2 separate regions of the Homo sapiens genome follow, and region 1 is linked to region 2. A link is an interaction called in ENCODE POLR2A ChIA-PET data of the cell type or tissue named here. Cell type or tissue: Caco-2. All regions are shown on one strand. Each heading gives the region's core, and the rest is flanking DNA. Links, peaks and the distances in the headings are about the cores only.

Region 1 (9,066 bases), core at 2,065-4,564, 75 kb before region 2:
CCTGAGGTCAGGAGTTCGAGACCAGCCTGGCCAACATGGTAAAGCCCTGTCTCTACTAAAAATACAAAAAGTAGCCGGGCGTGGTGGCAGGAGCCTGTAGTCCCAGTTACTCAGGAGGCTGAGGCAGAAGAATCGCTTGAACTTGGGAGGCAGAGGTTGCAGTGAGCTGAGATCGTGCCACTGCACTCCAACCTGAGTGACAGAGTGAGACTCTGTCTCAAAAAAAAAAAAAAAAAAAAAAGAATAAAATAAGTCCAGGTCTAATGAAAATCAAGACATAAGGAAGTCAAGAACTGGTATCTAATTCTGTACGCTGGGTCACTTCATTGATCCAGAGTCTCTCGTCTAGAGACCGGAGACCATAAGTAACATGGTCTAGGTAGCCTTGAGACCCACATAATCACCAAGGCAACCTGGAAGGCTTCTTCCTCACATTTCCCCAAAGAGAAATGTGCCCTGGGAGAAAGAACATACCAAAACCTTTGGTCTACTGGATACTGGATCAAATCTAAGTAATGCGAATTATTGGGATCCTAGGAACCTCGACATCACCATGGTCTGCCCTTTGGAGTGAGGTCTATGTGGATCCAGAGATGGAGTGGGGATCGAGTCCACCAATAGCAAGCCCACCCCGAGGGTCTTTTCTGTCCAGATGTAGATAGATAGATGGATCTCCTCAGAATCAGGCATCATCACCTATTGGCTTGTTAAGGCCTGGAGTAAATGCCACCATGGTGGGCAGGGCCAAAAACGAGACACTGGAACTTCCTCTTTCCTCCAAAATAGCAACCAAAAGCATTGTTACCTCTAAAAAATGTTTTAAGTACACATTTCAGTGGTTGTAGTATATTGTAGATAGTCCCAAACATCAAACACTTGGAAAGGGTGTGCTTGGTGACCCCTGTGACATCCCCACTGAATCTGCAATTCAGCTGCTGCACAGGGTGCCAGTTGAATTAGCCTTAGCTTAATCAGGTGGTTTTCCAAGTGTCGATCCCAACCCAACTCCCATTTTCCTCTCACTAGGAAAAATCAATACAATGCCTGGAAACTGTTATGCACTTTTTTTTTTTTTGAGACGGAGTCTCTCTCTGTCACCCAGGCTGGAGTGCAGTTGAGTGACCCCAGCTCACTGCAACCTCCGCCTCCCAGGTTCAAGCGATTCTCCTGTCCCAGCCTCCCGAGTAGCTGGAATTACAGGCGTGCACCACCATGCCCGGCTAGTTTTTGTATTTTTAGTGAGACAGGGTTTCACCATGTTGGCCAGGCTGGTCTCGAACTCCTAACCTCCAGTGATCCGCCTGCCTTGGCCTCCCAAAGTGCTGGGATTACAAGCATGAACCACTGCACTTAGCCTGGTATGCACTTTTTTTTTTTTTTTGAGACAGAGTCTTTCCCTGTTGCCCAGACTGGAATGTAGTTGCGTGATCCTGGCTCACTGCAACCTCTGCCTCCTGGGTTCAAGCGATCCTCAGCCTCCTGAGTAGATGGGACTACAGGCATGTGCCACCACACCCAGCTAATTTTTGTATTTTTAGTAAAGATGGGGTTCTGCCATGTTGGCCAGGCTGGTCTTGAACTCCTGGCCTCAAGTGATCCTCCCACTTTGGCCTCCCAAAATGCTGGGATTACAGTCATGAGCCACCGTGCCTGGCCCTGGTATATACACTTTTGATTGTGCAAACGCATTTTTCTCCATCATGAAAGAGAAAATACCAGATGATGTTTCCTTTTACTCCTTTACAGTTCTTCTCAGATTCCTCTCTCCTTTTGGAACATACATTGTTCCCAGTGAAATGGAACATTGCACGTAACAGCTAATTGGTCTATTACATTAAAAGCAACACGTTGATAGACTAGGAAAAAAAGAGGAACAGTTATCTTGAAGATACATATATATTATATATCCATATAATATACGGTTGGTACAAAAGTAATTGCAGTTTTTGCATTGTTGAAATTTGCCGTTGGATATTGGAATACCTTCTTCTTTTAACAACATAATGGGTTTATATTTAATATAGTACTTATCAGGAGGGTGTTGCTAAGTTAATGTAAAGTTTTTTTCTTAACATTAAATCTCTTTTCCATGTCAACGTCTATAGTTTTTTTTAACATTAATTTTTTTCTGCATTTCAGTATTAGATACACTGAATACATTTTTCGAAATGTTTTTTCTCCAGAGAAAAAAGTTTCCCTTTTTGGCTGACTCTCTTATATCTAAATACAATATTAACTTGGGAGACAACAAAACAAAAATCTAATAAAAAGATGGAGAAAACTCCCCAACGATTCGGGAGGCAGTGATTATAACCGAACATTGGTGATTTCCTAAGATTCTGGGCAAGAACTTCCTTCTTCCTATTTCACATTCTTTGAGAATTCTAAAACTATGAAATATTACTTATGTAAATTTCAGCTATCTTACTTCTTTGACCTCCTTTCTAACTAGCAAATACAAATGATAGGCTGCATTTTTCTGTGCATTATTTGTTGTAAAGAAAACATATTTTTTTCAATTCATATATGTATGTCTGTTCCCATTTCATGGAAACAACGAAAAATGTAAAACTCCCTTATTTACTGATTCTTGGAAACTTTCAGACCCCAAAGCTCAGGTTTAGCCTCTATAGCACAAAGGTTTTCAGGGTGAGGTTTGACTCAGTAGGCCTTTCACACTCACATCTGTCCATTTCTTTTTCGTGCATATACTCCCGAGCAGCACAAATGCCTGTAATGCTGAGAACCACACCTAACAAGAGGGCGACTGCATCACCGGCTTCTACTGCTTCCACAACAGGCAGCACCAAAAGCAGTGACATGAGGACTAAGGACAACTGTGTTGAAACTGAGGTCATGATGTTGGAATCTTGAGGGCTGAAGGTTCCAAAGAAATGGTGTATATAGAATTCTATCTGACTTGAAATTTTCCCTTCCTGGAGCTCCGGATGCTGAGATTAAGAGGTTCCACGTGACACTACCTTCCAGGAAGCAGCCATTACAGGACTGCAATACATTCTTAAATGTGGTTATGTCATACATCATCTTAATGAGCATTTCTCTCTGTACTTATTTATTTTTGCTAATGACTTATTACTTGCTGTTTATTTTTTTCTTTATTTTAGACTATGGAAATGATGTTAGACAAAAAGCAAATTTGAGCAATATTCTTATTCGAGTTCAAAATGGATTGTAAAGCAGTGGAGACAACTCGCAACATCAATGGCCCAGGAACTGCTAATGAACATACCGTGCAGTGGGGGTTCAAGAAGTTTTGCAAAAGAGAGGAGAGCCTTGAAGATGAGGAGCGTAGCGGCCAGTCGTCGGAAGTTGACAACCACCAACTGAGAGCAATCACGGAAGCTGGTCCTCTTACAACTACACCAGAAGCTGCTGAAGAACTCAACGTCCACCTTTCTACGGTCATTCGGCATTTGACGCAAACTGGAAAGGTGAAAAAGCTCGATAAGTGGGTGCCTCATGAGCTGAGCGAAAATCAGAAACATTGTCGTTTTGAAATGTCGTCTTCTCTTATTCTACACAACAACAATGAACCATTTCTCCATCGGATTGTGATGTGCGACAAAAAGTGGATTTTATACGACAACCAGCGATGACCACCTCGGTGGGTGGACTGAGAAGCTCCAAAGCACTTCCCAAAGCCAAACTTGCACCAAAAAAAGGTCCTGGTCACTGTCTGGTGGCCTGCTGACGGTCTGACCACCACAGCTTTCTGAATCCCGGCAAAACCATTACATCTGAGAATTGTGCTCAGCAAATCGATGAGATGCACCAAAAACTGCAAAGCCTGCAGCCGGCACTGGTCAACAGAAAGGACCCAATTCTTCTCCAGGATAATGCTGACCGCAGGTCCTACAACCAATGCTTCAAAAGTTGATCAAATTGGGCTACAAAGTTTTGCCTCGTCTGCCATATTCACCTGACTTCTCACCAACAAACTACTGCTTCTTCAACCATCTTGACAACTTTTTCCAGAGAAAACGCTTCCACAACCAGCAGCATGCAGAAAATGCTTTCCAAGAGTTTGTCGAATCCCGACGCACAGATTTTTACATTACAGGAATAAACAAACTTATTTCTCTTTGGTAAAAATGTGTTGATTGTAATGGTTCCTATTTTGATTAATAAAGATGTGTTTGAGCCTAGTTATAATTTTAAAATCACAGTCCAAAACCGTAATTACTATTGCACCAACCAGAATATATAGAATATATAACATAATATATATTTGAAATATACTATATAAATATTATATATTATATATTTCATATATATTATATATTTCATATATAATATATATATTTAATATATAATATAATACATATTTTATATATATTATATATTATACTCTATATATAATATAGATCATATATATTCCACATATTATATATATTATACTCCATATATAATATATATATTTCATTCATCATATATATTTCATATATAGTATATTTAGGCAGGGTCTTGCTCTGTTGCCCAGGGTAGAATGCAGTGACACAATCACTGCAGCCTCAACCTCCCAGGCACAGGCGATCCTCTCACCTCAGCCTCCTGAGTAGCTGGGACTACAGGCACGTACCATCACACTTGGCTAATTTAAAATTTTTTGTACAGACAGGATCTCACTATGTTGCCCAGACCGGTCTCAAACTCCGGGACCCAAGCAATCCTCTTGTCCCAGCATCCCAAAGTGCTGAGATTATAGGCTTGAGCCATCACACCCAACAGAGGGTACTTTTTCTGGCTGTTCTGCACCACAGCCTCCTTGGATGGGTAGGAGTGTGTTCATTTATCATCTAGCACACAGGCTGCTGAAACAAGAGGAATAATGTTCAAACATGATCAAAAGGAGTATGCATCTCACACAGTGAAGCTGGGCTTGGAGCTATGTTTTAACTGAATGTGACTGAACATGGTCTTAATTTGTAAAAGAAGGGAGGTTTTGAGTTATTTAAAAGACGCATACGGGAAAAATTTTCAACTTCATACACGCTGGGATTATGAACATGTGTCTGTGCACAGGTGTAGGTGTGCATGAGCCTTTGAAAATCAAAGCATAGGCCAGGAACAGTGGCTCACACCTGCAATCCCAGCACTTTGGGAGGCCAAGGCTGGTGGATAGCTTCAGTCCAGGAGTTTGCTTAAGTCAGGGAGTTTGAGACCAGCCTGGGCAACATGGGGAAACTCCATCTCCATAAAATAAATAAATAATTTTTTAAAGTTAAAATTAAAAATCAAAAAAAAAAGAAAATCAAACGGTGGACTGCAGTGAACATTTTATTGTTTTTGTCTAGTCAGCAGCCCAGATGCCTTTGGAAAAAAGTTACCCTCAACTCTAGCCATGCAATACAGAAGAGGGCGCCAATCAGATCACCCTGGACTTGTGGCCACAGGATTGGGCAAACAATCCAGGCTGATAACAGTTTTTTGTTTGTTTGTTTGTTGTTATTGTTTGTTTTGTTTGTTTTTGAGACGCAGTCTCACTCTGTCACCCAGGCTGGAGTGCAATGGCGCAATCTCGGCTCACTGCACCCTCTGTCTCCTCTGCCTCCTGGGTTCAAGCTATTCTCCTGCCCCAGCCTCTCAAGTAGCTGGGGTTACAGGCATGTGCCACCATGCCCAGCTAATTGTTGTATTTTAAGTAGAGACTGGGTTTTACCATGTTGGCCTGGCTGGTCTCGAACTCCTGACCTCAGGTGATCCACCTGCCTTGGCCTCCCATAAGTACCGGGATTACAGGCGTGAACCACCGTGCCCAGCCTGATAATAGGTTCTTATTGGTAGAAACATTTTAAATGACAAGACATAGAATACCTAACAAAAATGTCTTATGAATGAAAGAAATATAAGTGGCATTTATAAAACACTCCTCACAACAAAAACAGAACACACTTTTTTTTTCAAATGCTTGTAGTACATATGCCAGAGTAGTTTACATTCTAGGAAATAAAGCAAACCTCAACAATTTTTAAAGAATTGCAATTAAATAGAGTATGTTATCTGAACACAAAGGAATTAAAAACTAAAAACCAATAACAAAAAGAAGTCTGGATTATCCTGAAATATTTGGAAATTAACACACTTCAAATAACCCATGAGTCAAAGTCAAAAGGGCAATTAAAGATATTTTGCATTGAATTAAAACGAACAAACAACTTATCAAAAGTATAGGATGCAATTAAAGCAGTGCTTAGAGGAAAACTAATAGCATATATATATATATGCTATCAAATCAATGACCTAAGCTACCACCTTAAGAAACTATAAAAAGAAGAGTAAACTAAACCCAAAGCAAGTAGAAATAAGCAAATAATAAAGAGAAAAGCAGAAACTCATGAAAGTGAAAACAAAAATAATAAAGAAAATCAAACATAAAACTGGTTCCTCAGAAACAGGAACAAAATTTATAAGCCTCTAGCCTGACCAAGAAAAAGAAGAAAACAGATCACTAATGTCAAGAATGAAAAATATTACACTGTAGATCTTAGACATTAAAAGGATAAAGGAATATTTAATACAATATTATGCCTATAAATTTGATAAATTAGATGAAATGGGCAAATTCCTTGGAAAATGCAAACTCCCTAAGCTTACTAAAGAGAAAATAAATAACTTACATATTCCCGTATATATCAAAGAAATTGAATTTGTCATTTAAAATATTTCACTAGCCTGGCCAACATGGTGAAACCCCACCTCTACTAAAAATACAAAAATTAGCTGGGCGTGATGGCAGGTGCCTGTAATCCCAACTACTCGGGATGCTGAGGCAGGAGAATCATTTGAACCTGAGAGGTGGACGTTGCAGTGAGCGGAGATCACACCACTGCACTCCAGCCTCGGGGACAGGGCAAGACTCCGTCTCAAAAAAAAAAAATTTTTTTTCAACAAAAACACTCCAGGCCTAGATGGCTTCAGTGGTGAATTCCACTAAACATTTAGGGAAGAAATAATACAATTTCCCACAGATTCTTCCAGATAATTGAAAAGAAGAAATGTTTGCCAACTAATTTTATGAGGCCATTACACCAATACCCAAACCAGAAATAAACACTGCAAGAAAAAAAATCCTTTAGACCATTATCCCTCATAAACATAGGTAACAAAAATCCTCAACAAAATACTGGCAAACTGTGTTCAGCAACATATAAAAAGAATAATGCATCATGACAAAGTGGGGGAGTTATCCCGGAAATGCAAAATTGGTTCAACATTTAAGAATCAATGAATGTAATTCAATTGACCCAAGAAGAAAAACTATATAAACTTCTCAATAGAAGAAAAAAAAGATAATTGAACAAAATTCAGCATCAATTCATTATAAAAACTCTCCAAAACTAGGAACAGAAGGGAACTTTCACAATCAAACAAAGGGCAATTACACAAAACCTACAACTAATGTCATACTTCATGATTAAAGACTGAAAACTTTCTCCTAAAATCAAGAACAATGCAATGATGTTCACTCTCACCATTTATATTTAACATCATACTGAAGGCCCTAGCCAGTGGAATAAAGCAAGAACAAGAAAAAAAAAAAGCAATATAGATTAGTGATAAAGAAATAAAACTCTTGATTCAAAGGTGACATGATTGTATATGTAGAAAATACAAAAGATTCTATTTTAAAATCTCCCAGAACTAGTAAAGGCATTTGGCAAGGTCACAGTATGCAAGGTCAGTTCAATTAATTGAATGTCTATAGACTAGCCATAAATAATTACAAAAATGAAAAAATTTTAAGTACCATTTATAAGAACACTGAAAATAATGAAATATGTAGGCTAAAATCTGACAAAATATGTGCAAGATCAGCATACTGAGAAGTACCAAACACTGATGAAAGAAAGAAAATAGGATCTAAATAAATGGTGAGATGATCCATATTTTTGAATTGGCAGATTCAATATTATTAAGATATAAATTCCATCAAAATAACCTATAAGTTCAGTGCAATCCCAAACAAAATCCTAGAATTTTGTAGAAGTAAACAACCTGATTTTAAAATTTGTATGTAAAGGCAAGGGAACTAGAAGTGCCAAAATAACAGAACAAAGTTGAAAGACTCAAAATACCTGATGATTTCAAGAGTTACTTCAAAGTCACAATAATCAATACAGTTTGTTATTGCTGAAAGGATGGATACATAGATCAATGTATACATAGATTAATGGAATAGAATAGAATCCAAAGAAAGATCCACACCTATATGGCCAATTGATTTTTGACAAAGAGATGAAGGCAATTCAATGGAGAAATGATCGTCTTTTTGACAAATGATGCTGGAATAATTGGATATCCATATGAAAAAATAGGAAAGTTGACCCAGATGTTACACCATACTCAAAAATCAACTCAAAATGAATCATTGGTGTAAACATAAAAGCCAAAACTACAGAACTTCTAGGAGAAAATGTATGTCACTATGGGTTAGGCCAAGATTTCTAAGATAACATCAAAACACAATCCATAAAAGAAAAATATGAATAAATTGGACTTCATTAAAATTTTGAACCTCTGCTCTTTGAAAGTTACTGCTAAAGAAAATGAAAAAAGGAACCACAGACTTGGAGAAAATATTTGCAAAGTGTGTGTATGGTAAAAGACTTATATCCAGAATATATAAAGATCTCTCAAATTCAGTATCACAAATTGTCAGGCAAATGAAAATTAGAACCATGATGAGATACCACTTTACTCCTGCAAGAACAGCCATAATTTTTTAAAAAAATAGATGTGGTATGGTATGGATGTGGTGAAAAGGGAACACTTCTACACTGCTGGTGGGAATGCAAACTAGTACAACCACTATGGAAAACAGTATGGAGATTCCTTAAAGAACAAAAGGAGAACTACCATTTGACCCAGCAATCCCACTACTGGGTATCTACCCAGAGGAAAAGAAGTCATTGTATGAAAAAGACACGGCCGGGCGCAGTGACTCACGCCTGTAATCCCAGCACTTTGGGAGGTCAAGGCGGGTGGATCACTTGAGGTCAGGAGTTCAAGACCAGCCTGGCCAACATTGTGAAACCCAGTCTCTAC
Region 2 (9,066 bases), core at 2,817-5,316:
CTATAGCCTCAACCTCCTGGGCTCAAGCTATTCTCCTGCCTCAGCCTCCTGAGTAGCTGGGATTACAGGCATGCACCACTATGCCTGGCTAATTTTTAAATTTTTTTTTGAGAGACAGGGATCTCACTTTGTTGCTCAGGCTGGTCTTGAACTCATGGGCTCAAGTGATCCTTCTGCCTCAGGCTTCCAAAGTGGTGAGATGACAGGTGTAGGCCACCGTGCCTGGCACTTTTATCATCTTTTATTTTTTTGAGATGGAGTGTCACTCTTGTTGCCCACGCTGGAGTGCAATGGCGCAATCTTGGCTCACTGCAACCTCCACCTCCTGGGTTCAAGTGATTCTCCTGCCTCAGCCTCCCCAGTAGCTGGGATTACAGGCATGCGCCACCACGTCTGGCTAATTTTGTATTTTTAGTAGAGATGGGGTTTCACCATGTTGGTCAGGCTGGTCTCGAACTCCTGACCTCAGGTGATGTGCCCGCCTGGGCCTCCCGAAGTGCTGGGATTATAGGCGTGAGCCACTGTACCTGGCCCACTTTTATCTTAACAATGAACTTTTCATATCTAAAAACAGTAATTTGTCTCAAAACAGCTTTTTGAAGTTTTTTGAGAAACTTTCTGTACCCTGTCACTATGGTGTCTTTCCCCTCCCCTCTCATGTTTATTGTAACGCTTAAAAAAAATCAATTACTGTTTTATTAGTATGCAATTGAAAATTTAAGAAATTTAATTGAAAATAAAAGTTTTTTGTGTACAGTAACATAATTAATTAAAATACACTGTCTGGAATATAAATGAGTTTTTCTTTCCCTTGCCCCCCTGCTTAAAAATTTCCCCCAAGTACGTAACTTAATTGGCCAACCCCAAGAACACAGATGCCCGAACCCACAATCTCCAATCTTGATTTTAAGATGACCAATTGCACCGTGCAAAATTTATCGTGTTCTCTTTGCTGCTGTGAAATTACTTTTACTAATATGAGATGCATTAAAAGTGAGGTTTTGAAACACCTACATTCATCATCCATCAATGACACTTGGGTTGTTTCTGCCTTTTGGCTACTGTGAGTAATGCTGCCAGGAAACAACTAAGGCTTTTAAATGCAGGCGTTTTAAACCGGGGGCAAGGAACATTACTGCTTGAAAAGAAGTCACCATTCCTCCATGCCTCAGGGGTAAGACATTCATAACTCACACACAGAGAAGTGGGAGGCAGGAGCCCTGCTGCTCTGAAGCTGGAAGATAATACGGAAAGGGGCCCTCAAGAGAAAGTGTTAGGTTTAGATAGGGTTTTAGCTCTCACTCTGGAATCGTATGGTCTAGCGTTGAGAGTCCTGGCTGACTCATCATTTAGAGATATAAGAACTTTAAGACACATTTAATTTGGGGTATCTTAGAACTTGAATTTATTTATTCTTCCACTCCCTGAACAGTGCTGGCAGTTTACCATGAACTGCCTTGTTATTAAGACCATGGCCAGAGCAGCACTGTCATTTAGAAGATATGGCTGGGGTTTTTAACATACCCTTGGGGATTTTAATATATGTGAATACATTTTCATTGCATTTTAATATGTGCCTTTCAGGGTGATCAAAAGGAGTCTTCCCAGTAACTGTTTCCATATTAAGAGCTTGGCACATATCTATATTAATAAGTACTGTGTATGTGACTGGAAGTGCAGTATGTTTCAAATAGTTACCAGAGGACAACTATGTGTAATTGTGAGTTGTATGTATACCTGACAATCAAAAATGCACATTACTGGCCGGGCACAGTGGCTCACGCCTGTGATCCTAGCACTTTGGGAGGCCGAGGCAGGTGCATCACCTGAGGTCAGGAGTTTGAGACCAGCCTGGCTAACATGGCAAAACCCTGTCTCTACTAAAAATGCAAAAATTAGCTGGGCATGGTGGTGGACGCCTGTAATCCCAGCTACTTGAGAGGCTGAGGCAGGAGAATTGCTTGAACCCAGGAGGTGGAAGTTGCAGTGAGCCAAGATTGTGCTACGGCACTCCAGCCTAGGTGACAAGAGTGAAACTCTGTCTCAAAATAAATAAATAAACAAACAAACAAACAAACATAAAAAAATAAAAAAAAGAAAGAAAGGCCGGGTGCTGTGGCTCATGCCTGTAATTCCAGTACTTTGGAAGGCCAAGGAGGGTGGATCACAAGGTCAAGAGATAGAGACCATCCTGGCCAACATGGTGAAACCCCGTGTCTACTAAAAATATAAAAATTAGTTGGGCGTGGTGGTGCGTGCCTGTAGTCCCAGCTACTCAGGAGGCTGAGGCAGGAGAATCGCTTGAACCCAGGAGGCGGAGGTTGCAGTGAGCCGAGATCACGCCACTGCACAGATAAGACTCCATCAAAAAAAAAAAAAAAAAAGGCGCTAATTACTTAAAATCATGCACAGAGGTCCAAGTTATGGGCTGTTTGGAAAAGTTCATGAAAAGAAATCCCCAAAGTGAAATGAGTTATTACTGTGAAATCAGATAAGAATTCAGTTTATTTTCCTTTAATGGAATCTACACTTTACTAGCTTGGAGCATTATAAGGAGAAATTAGAGCTATATTGACATTAAATTCTAAAACAACAGCTTTAATGTATATAATGGCATGAATTTAATAGGAGGAAAATCCAATTTAGTACTTTGTGTTTGACATTTTATTTAAGGAGTTCAGGTGGGGAGAAAATGCAATCTTCATATTACTTCACATTGCTTAGTAGAGGCAAAAAGCGAATGATGCCATGGTTATTTATGAAAAGGCCCTAAAAGAATGTCTTGGGGAGGGTCAGGCAACCAGAGGGAAACAGGCTTGGGAATGCTAACTTTCTCTGTGGTTAACACAGCCTTTTTCGGGGTCCGTTTACTCTGACCTTCCTCCTGCTTTCAGTTCTGGGAGATGATTGGTGAGGAACACGGGATCGACTTGGCTGGGAGCGACCGCGGGGCCTCGGCCTTGCAGCTGGAGAGAATCAGCGTGTACTACAACGAAGCCTACGGTAGGACTGGCGGGGCTCTGGGAGCAGTGGTCCCGCAACTGGGAACACAAGCAGAGGAAGGGCAGAGGCCCAGGAGATGGAAATGTCAAAGCAGTGATGTCTATGCTCAGGGAGGCGACAGGCAGGGCAGCAGGATCCTAGAGTGGTGGGTCCCCAAGCCCTGGTCAAGACGCAGGAATGGGGAAGGAGCTGCTGGATATGGCACACACCTTAACACAAGCAGGTTAAGTACTCACTTTCCTTTGTGGTTTCACAAATGAAACCAGGATCATTTCCAATATGAAGGAAGAGAATCTCTGTCACTGGCAATATCACAGAGCAGACTGATGGAGATTGTTTCTGGGTATTCTATAGATTTGTGGGATTGTTGTTGGGGTAAAAAATATGATGTTAGATACTCAAATCTCGACCTACCAAGGGCCCCTTTCTAGAATATCCATGATTTTTTTTGGACCAGTATCACAAAGTTCTATTTTGATAAAACATTAACTTTTAGAAAAACAAGTAGGCTGACTTTTTCCTATTTTTCTACACAGGTAGGAAATATGTGCCCCGAGCAGTCTTGGTGGACCTAGAACCTGGGACGATGGACAGCATTCGATCTAGCAAATTAGGAGCTCTCTTTCAACCCGACAGTTTTGTCCATGGTATGTTTTTCCAGAAGGTTCCACCAGGAGGAGGGGGGGATGCTTTACTGGTGCCCTTCTCTTTTCACCTTTCTTCCCCTGCTGGTTTCTCTTTTTGGCCACAGGTAACTCTGGGGCTGGCAACAACTGGGCCAAAGGCCACTACACGGAGGGAGCCGAGCTGATCGAGAATGTCCTAGAGGTGGTGAGGCACGAGAGTGAGAGCTGTGACTGCCTGCAGGGCTTCCAGATCGTCCACTCCCTGGGCGGGGGCACAGGCTCCGGGATGGGCACTCTGCTCATGAACAAGATTAGAGAGGAGTACCCGGACCGGATCATGAATTCCTTCAGCGTCATGCCTTCTCCCAAGGTGTCGGACACTGTGGTGGAGCCCTACAACGCGGTTCTGTCTATCCACCAGCTGATTGAGAATGCAGATGCCTGTTTCTGCATTGACAATGAGGCCCTCTATGACATCTGCTTCCGTACCCTGAAGCTGACGACACCCACCTATGGGGATCTCAACCACCTAGTGTCCTTGACCATGAGCGGCATAACCACCTCCCTCCGGTTCCCGGGTCAGCTCAACGCAGACCTGCGCAAGCTGGCGGTGAACATGGTCCCCTTCCCCCGCCTGCACTTCTTTATGCCCGGCTTTGCCCCACTCACGGCCCAGGGCAGCCAGCAGTACCGAGCCCTCTCCGTGGCCGAGCTCACCCAGCAGATGTTCGATGCCCGCAATACCATGGCTGCCTGTGACCTCCGCCGTGGCCGCTACCTCACAGTGGCCTGCATTTTCCGGGGCAAGATGTCCACCAAGGAAGTGGACCAGCAACTGCTCTCCGTGCAGACCAGGAACAGCAGCTGCTTTGTGGAGTGGATTCCCAACAACGTCAAGGTGGCTGTCTGCGACATCCCGCCCCGGGGGCTGAGCATGGCCGCCACCTTCATTGGCAACAACACGGCCATCCAAGAGATCTTTAATAGGGTCTCTGAGCATTTCTCAGCCATGTTCAAAAGGAAAGCTTTTGTGCACTGGTACACCAGCGAAGGGATGGACATAAACGAATTTGGGGAAGCTGAAAATAACATCCATGATTTGGTATCCGAGTACCAACAATTTCAAGATGCCAAAGCAGTTCTAGAGGAAGATGAAGAGGTCACGGAGGAGGCAGAAATGGAGCCAGAAGATAAGGGACATTAACTGTGAGAGAAGCTGTGCCGCGGAGTCGCTTACAGAACAGTTTCTCATTAGATGAGTGTTTCTCCTGCAGCACTCCAAAACCCACTCTGCACTGCAGCACAGTGAATGATATGCACTCACCATTAGCTTCGACACAGGGACTGAGGGAGACAGGTGGGGAGCAGCTGACAGGCATTAGGGTCTTTGCTGACATCTACTAACCTTGAAGAGTTTGATGTTCAGTGCATACTTATTAACTTAAAAAAATAGCAAATTTATTGTAAAGTGCTCCCTTTGTTTCAAAGTGTTTGCCAGGCATCCAGACTACACGTGTGGATTTGCAGGGAGCCACTGGAGTTGGTGTTACATTTTTATACTTTAGCAGCACTGATAGGCACCCTGGAATCCTCACTTGGTATCCGAGGGCTACTAAGACTCTTTCCTTAGGTTCTTTCCTCTGAGCAAACACTGACTGGCATCCTGCTTTCCAGTGCCTGCCAGCCTCCAGAAGAGCCAGGTGCCTGACTAGTACATGGGGAGCTACAGAGCCAAGGTCAATGTGAGTCAACATCCACTAGAAATATCCATGTTGTGTAGACCTGTGCATACAACATGCTAACTGGAAAAGAGGAAAAAAGAAAAGCCACAGTCCTCTCCACAAAAATACCTGGTCCAAACAAGAAAAACAAAAAGACAAGCAAAACTAAAGAACTGCAGTCTTCTGATCTTTATTTCTGAAGAGCTAGCCTTTAACATATATGTTTATATAGTTTAAATTTCTTACTACTGTTAGATCCCAGGAATTCATTAATAATCATCCTTGGCTTTCCTTTTAAAGGCTATTTTGAAATGGTCTTTTCACTTTCATTCAGTCATCACCCCCCAAAATGCTCTGCAGCCTCTCTGCTCTTTGAGAAAGGGCACACCATGCGCTCGGCAACCATTCAAATGCAGGAATTAAGCAGCAATGGCTGCAGTGTCCTTCTCAGTTATGGAGGACATCGTCTCATTAGGGAACTTTTACAGTTCAAATTAATTTGCAGAAGTTGCCATAAATGTTTGCATAATGACATAGCTTTAAGCACTACATGATTTTAATCTGCTCACATTATAACAGGACCAAATACACAAGAGCGTAATCAAATCATCTGTAACTTCTTAATTACAGTTTACCTATTTCTGACATGCAGCACTGCCATCTCTTCCAGCACCATCAGGGTTTTAATGGCCCTCTAGAATTACCACTGAGATACACTATTTGATCCATGGATAACCGGTAATGGGAAAATGCTCCGACCCTCAATGCAGTAAATATTTACTTGCAGGCAACTGGGTTCTCATCTCTTGATTTGCTTTTGTAATCAGCAATAATAAAATAGCAGGTAGATGGATGACAGTTGCTCATTCTGAGAAACTTCACTCTTTTCACTTATGCATCACGAGGAAATAACTAAAATACATACCAAGAGAAAAATACCTTGCCATCGGATCATCAACAAGTCTTCTATTTACAAACTTCAAAAAACACAAAACAACATTCATGTTTTAAATGCTTTCTACTTGTGGTTCAAGAAGCACTAGATTTAGTAAGAAACTCTACCTATATACTTAGTTTGAAGTTAGTAACTTCCTGAGATGCTAAAGACTTACAGCCTGCGATTATACAAGGATTTACACATGCTTCCTCTGGTGCTTTACTTCCCAAACCTAAAAAAGCAATGAAATAGATGTAAGGAAGGAGGGATTTAAACCTTTTAAAAAACTTTTGCTGACTTATATTACTGTAAAGATTTGTTTGCTCAATAGTAATCATTAAACTACAAAGTAATTCAATTTTAAATGGCAAAATTGCTTTATTTCAGACTAAATAAATTCCTTTTCTTGAAGCCTAACCATCCAGACTGAGTAGTTAAAAATATTTAGAAATGCATCTCACCATCCTACTCTTTCGTATGGTAGAAATAGATGTAAAAACACAAAACAAACTAGAAACTTAAGAAATCTGTCCCTTTTGATTTTGAAGAGCTTATCCTTTAGCAGTACGGTTGCTCCAGCGACCTTGGTCTCTCAGAGCAGCAGCATCACCGAAATTTAGAGCTTATCCGATTCCTTCACTTTGCTCACAAGAACGATGTGAACTAAGAGATTAACTGACAGCTTCAAACATCATCCAACTAATTAGTGGGATACTCATTAAGTTGGTCTGACTGGGGTCACCTCATCACTGGGCACAGTCATCCTGCCAGCTACCCAGCACTGCTGGAGGCAGGAAGTTTATTATACTACTGGTTTAGGATTTTTTTTTAATCACGGAGAAAAGAGCCTCTAAGAATCTCTGCTGACAGTAAACTTGTCTTTTACTCAGTGACTTCACTCCTTTCCATATCACAAGCCCTGTCCCTAAGTCTCACCTCTAATTACCCCATCTGCCTCCTTAATAATATACCATCTCTATACCAATAATCTACCAATATACTACCAATCTACTATGCCATCTATATACCAGTAATACCCCATCTGCCTCAACATACCATATACCAATAATCTGCCAATATACTACCAATCTACCATACCATCTATATACCAGTAATACCCCATCTGCCTCCTTAACATACCATCTATATACCAATAATCTACCAATATACTAGCAATCTACTATGCCATCTATATACCAATAATACCCCATCTGCCTCCTTAATAAATGACTTATCTCTAATTACTTGACTGGAAATCATTTAGCCCCTTTGCCTATTAGTTACTTTATTCGTCCCATGTCAAAAAGGCCCGATAGCTTTTTGATTCATTTATTCCTGTTCCCTGTAATGGAGGATACTTCCTAGTACCTTAATCTTGGGGGCCACAGCACTGAACTGAGGTGCCCTAACTTGCCAACAGCAGGATGACAGCTCCGAGGCGGAGGACTCCAAGGGCTCCTAACCTGCTGTTTTCCAGAGGCACCCTCTTCCACTCAATTGGCTCTGCCTCCCTGCTCGCTCTGTGCTGAGAATTCAGTAAAACCTACAGGTCAAGTGTCGGGACAATAAGTCATTCCCAGAAGCCGAGAACAAAGATGTTCTTTTCGGCTTATCCTCGGCATTGCTGACAGTGGCCCTGATAAATCATTGTGAGCTTAAGTACCATGTGAGAACTGATCCTAGAATGGTGTTTCAAAATTTCCAGTTCAAATTTATTTCTCCAGTCTCCAAAAACAGTTAAAATCAGGCAGTTAACTTTGCAATGGTGTTTTACTTGCCCAAGCCCTTTCAAGTTTCAAAGAAAGATAAAAACATAACTTGCAACAATTTTTCATCCCTAAATAATGAATGAATGAATCACTATGGAAATACCACGAAACTGCTGTTGTGGTCACCGTGTCCCAGACTTGCAGTCAAAACTCCTAGGTTTTAATTTCAGTTTGGCCATCAACTCAATGAGCAAGTTATTCAATAGCTTTGCCTCATTTCCTATGAGAAATGCTACCAGAGTATAAAGATTCATTTACAAAACAATGTGAAAAACACTTTGTGCTTAAATTCTGTAACCGTTCTTATCTATAGGCTTTAAGTGCACAATACAAAACAAGTACAATTTAGTATTTCTTCTTCTAATCTACACTTTTAGTATTTAATAATTATTTCCATTTGTTACTGATAACCATGTCATTATTCTGACATGACAACAATTCAAAAATAAGGGACTACGAAGCCTCAATGACAGCAGATAATTTTGATCACCAATTAATGTCATGAAACAACTATTTTGAGACATTTTCAAAATGCTTTCTGTATCCCTTTGGTCACTAAATATTAAATCTGGCTTCCCCTGCTTTTAAGAAACCCTGGTTCACATGGCCATAATCATGCAGCTGTGCAGACAGTTCCTTTAAAGAAAATGAAAAAGTCTCACAAACTAAAATCAAGAGTAACAGTGAACCATATTTCAATTTATTGACATTGTCAATTTATGAACAAGACAGGATTTTTTTTTTTCCCATGGAATGAGATCCTTTTCAATCTGCCATAACATGTGCCCACACATCTTCACCTTGGAAATGTAGCATTTCAAGCTTTAGTCAGGGTCTAGGAGGAAAAAGAAAATGCAAGTTGCTGGCTAGTTCTCTGTGTTTTCTTAAAAACTCAACATGAATATAAGAAATAACTTCCTTATAGTGAACTGTATAACTGTGGCTATCATTCACATTGCCGTGGCTCAGATGTAAAAAGTGCTGGTTCAAGTACACAGGCTTAGTCAAGC

The links. ChIA-PET counts read pairs that join two places held together with the same protein. Peaks named below come from ENCODE experiments on the same cell type or tissue, not always from the same donor. Only the 100,000 strongest peaks of a DNase experiment are listed, where the experiment ranks them.
Region 1: POLR2A ChIA-PET joins it to region 2 with 7 read pairs; 5 of 35 experiments call an interaction of 5 or more read pairs at or near these places.

What each region holds. Positions count from the first base shown.
Region 1 is chr20:58,945,410-58,954,475 of GRCh38, forward strand. LOC107985382 (a long non-coding RNA gene) reads right to left here. Exons shown (of 4, transcript XR_001754727.2): 3 at 3,251-3,444. It also overlaps the pseudogene LOC112268264. Among named protein-coding and RNA genes, the nearest start is that of NELFCD, 31 kb to the right of the region's middle. In Caco-2, for the core only: no CTCF peak of the experiment used is centred there; no DNase peak of the experiment used is centred there.
Region 2 is chr20:59,019,951-59,029,016 of GRCh38, forward strand. It overlaps TUBB1 (tubulin beta 1 class VI), which reads left to right. Exons shown (of 4, transcript NM_030773.4): 2 at 2,895-3,003; 3 at 3,540-3,650; 4 at 3,755-6,704. The coding sequence ends at 4,833. ATP5F1E (ATP synthase F1 subunit epsilon) reads right to left here. Exons shown (of 3, transcript NM_006886.4): 3 at 5,525-8,891. It overlaps SLMO2-ATP5E (SLMO2-ATP5E readthrough), which reads right to left. Exons shown (of 6, transcript NR_037930.1): 6 at 8,728-8,891. Among named protein-coding and RNA genes, the nearest start is that of TUBB1, 5.1 kb to the left of the region's middle. RefSeq lists an enhancer at 8,864-9,066. In Caco-2, for the core only: no CTCF peak of the experiment used is centred there; a DNase peak (open chromatin) is centred at 3,932.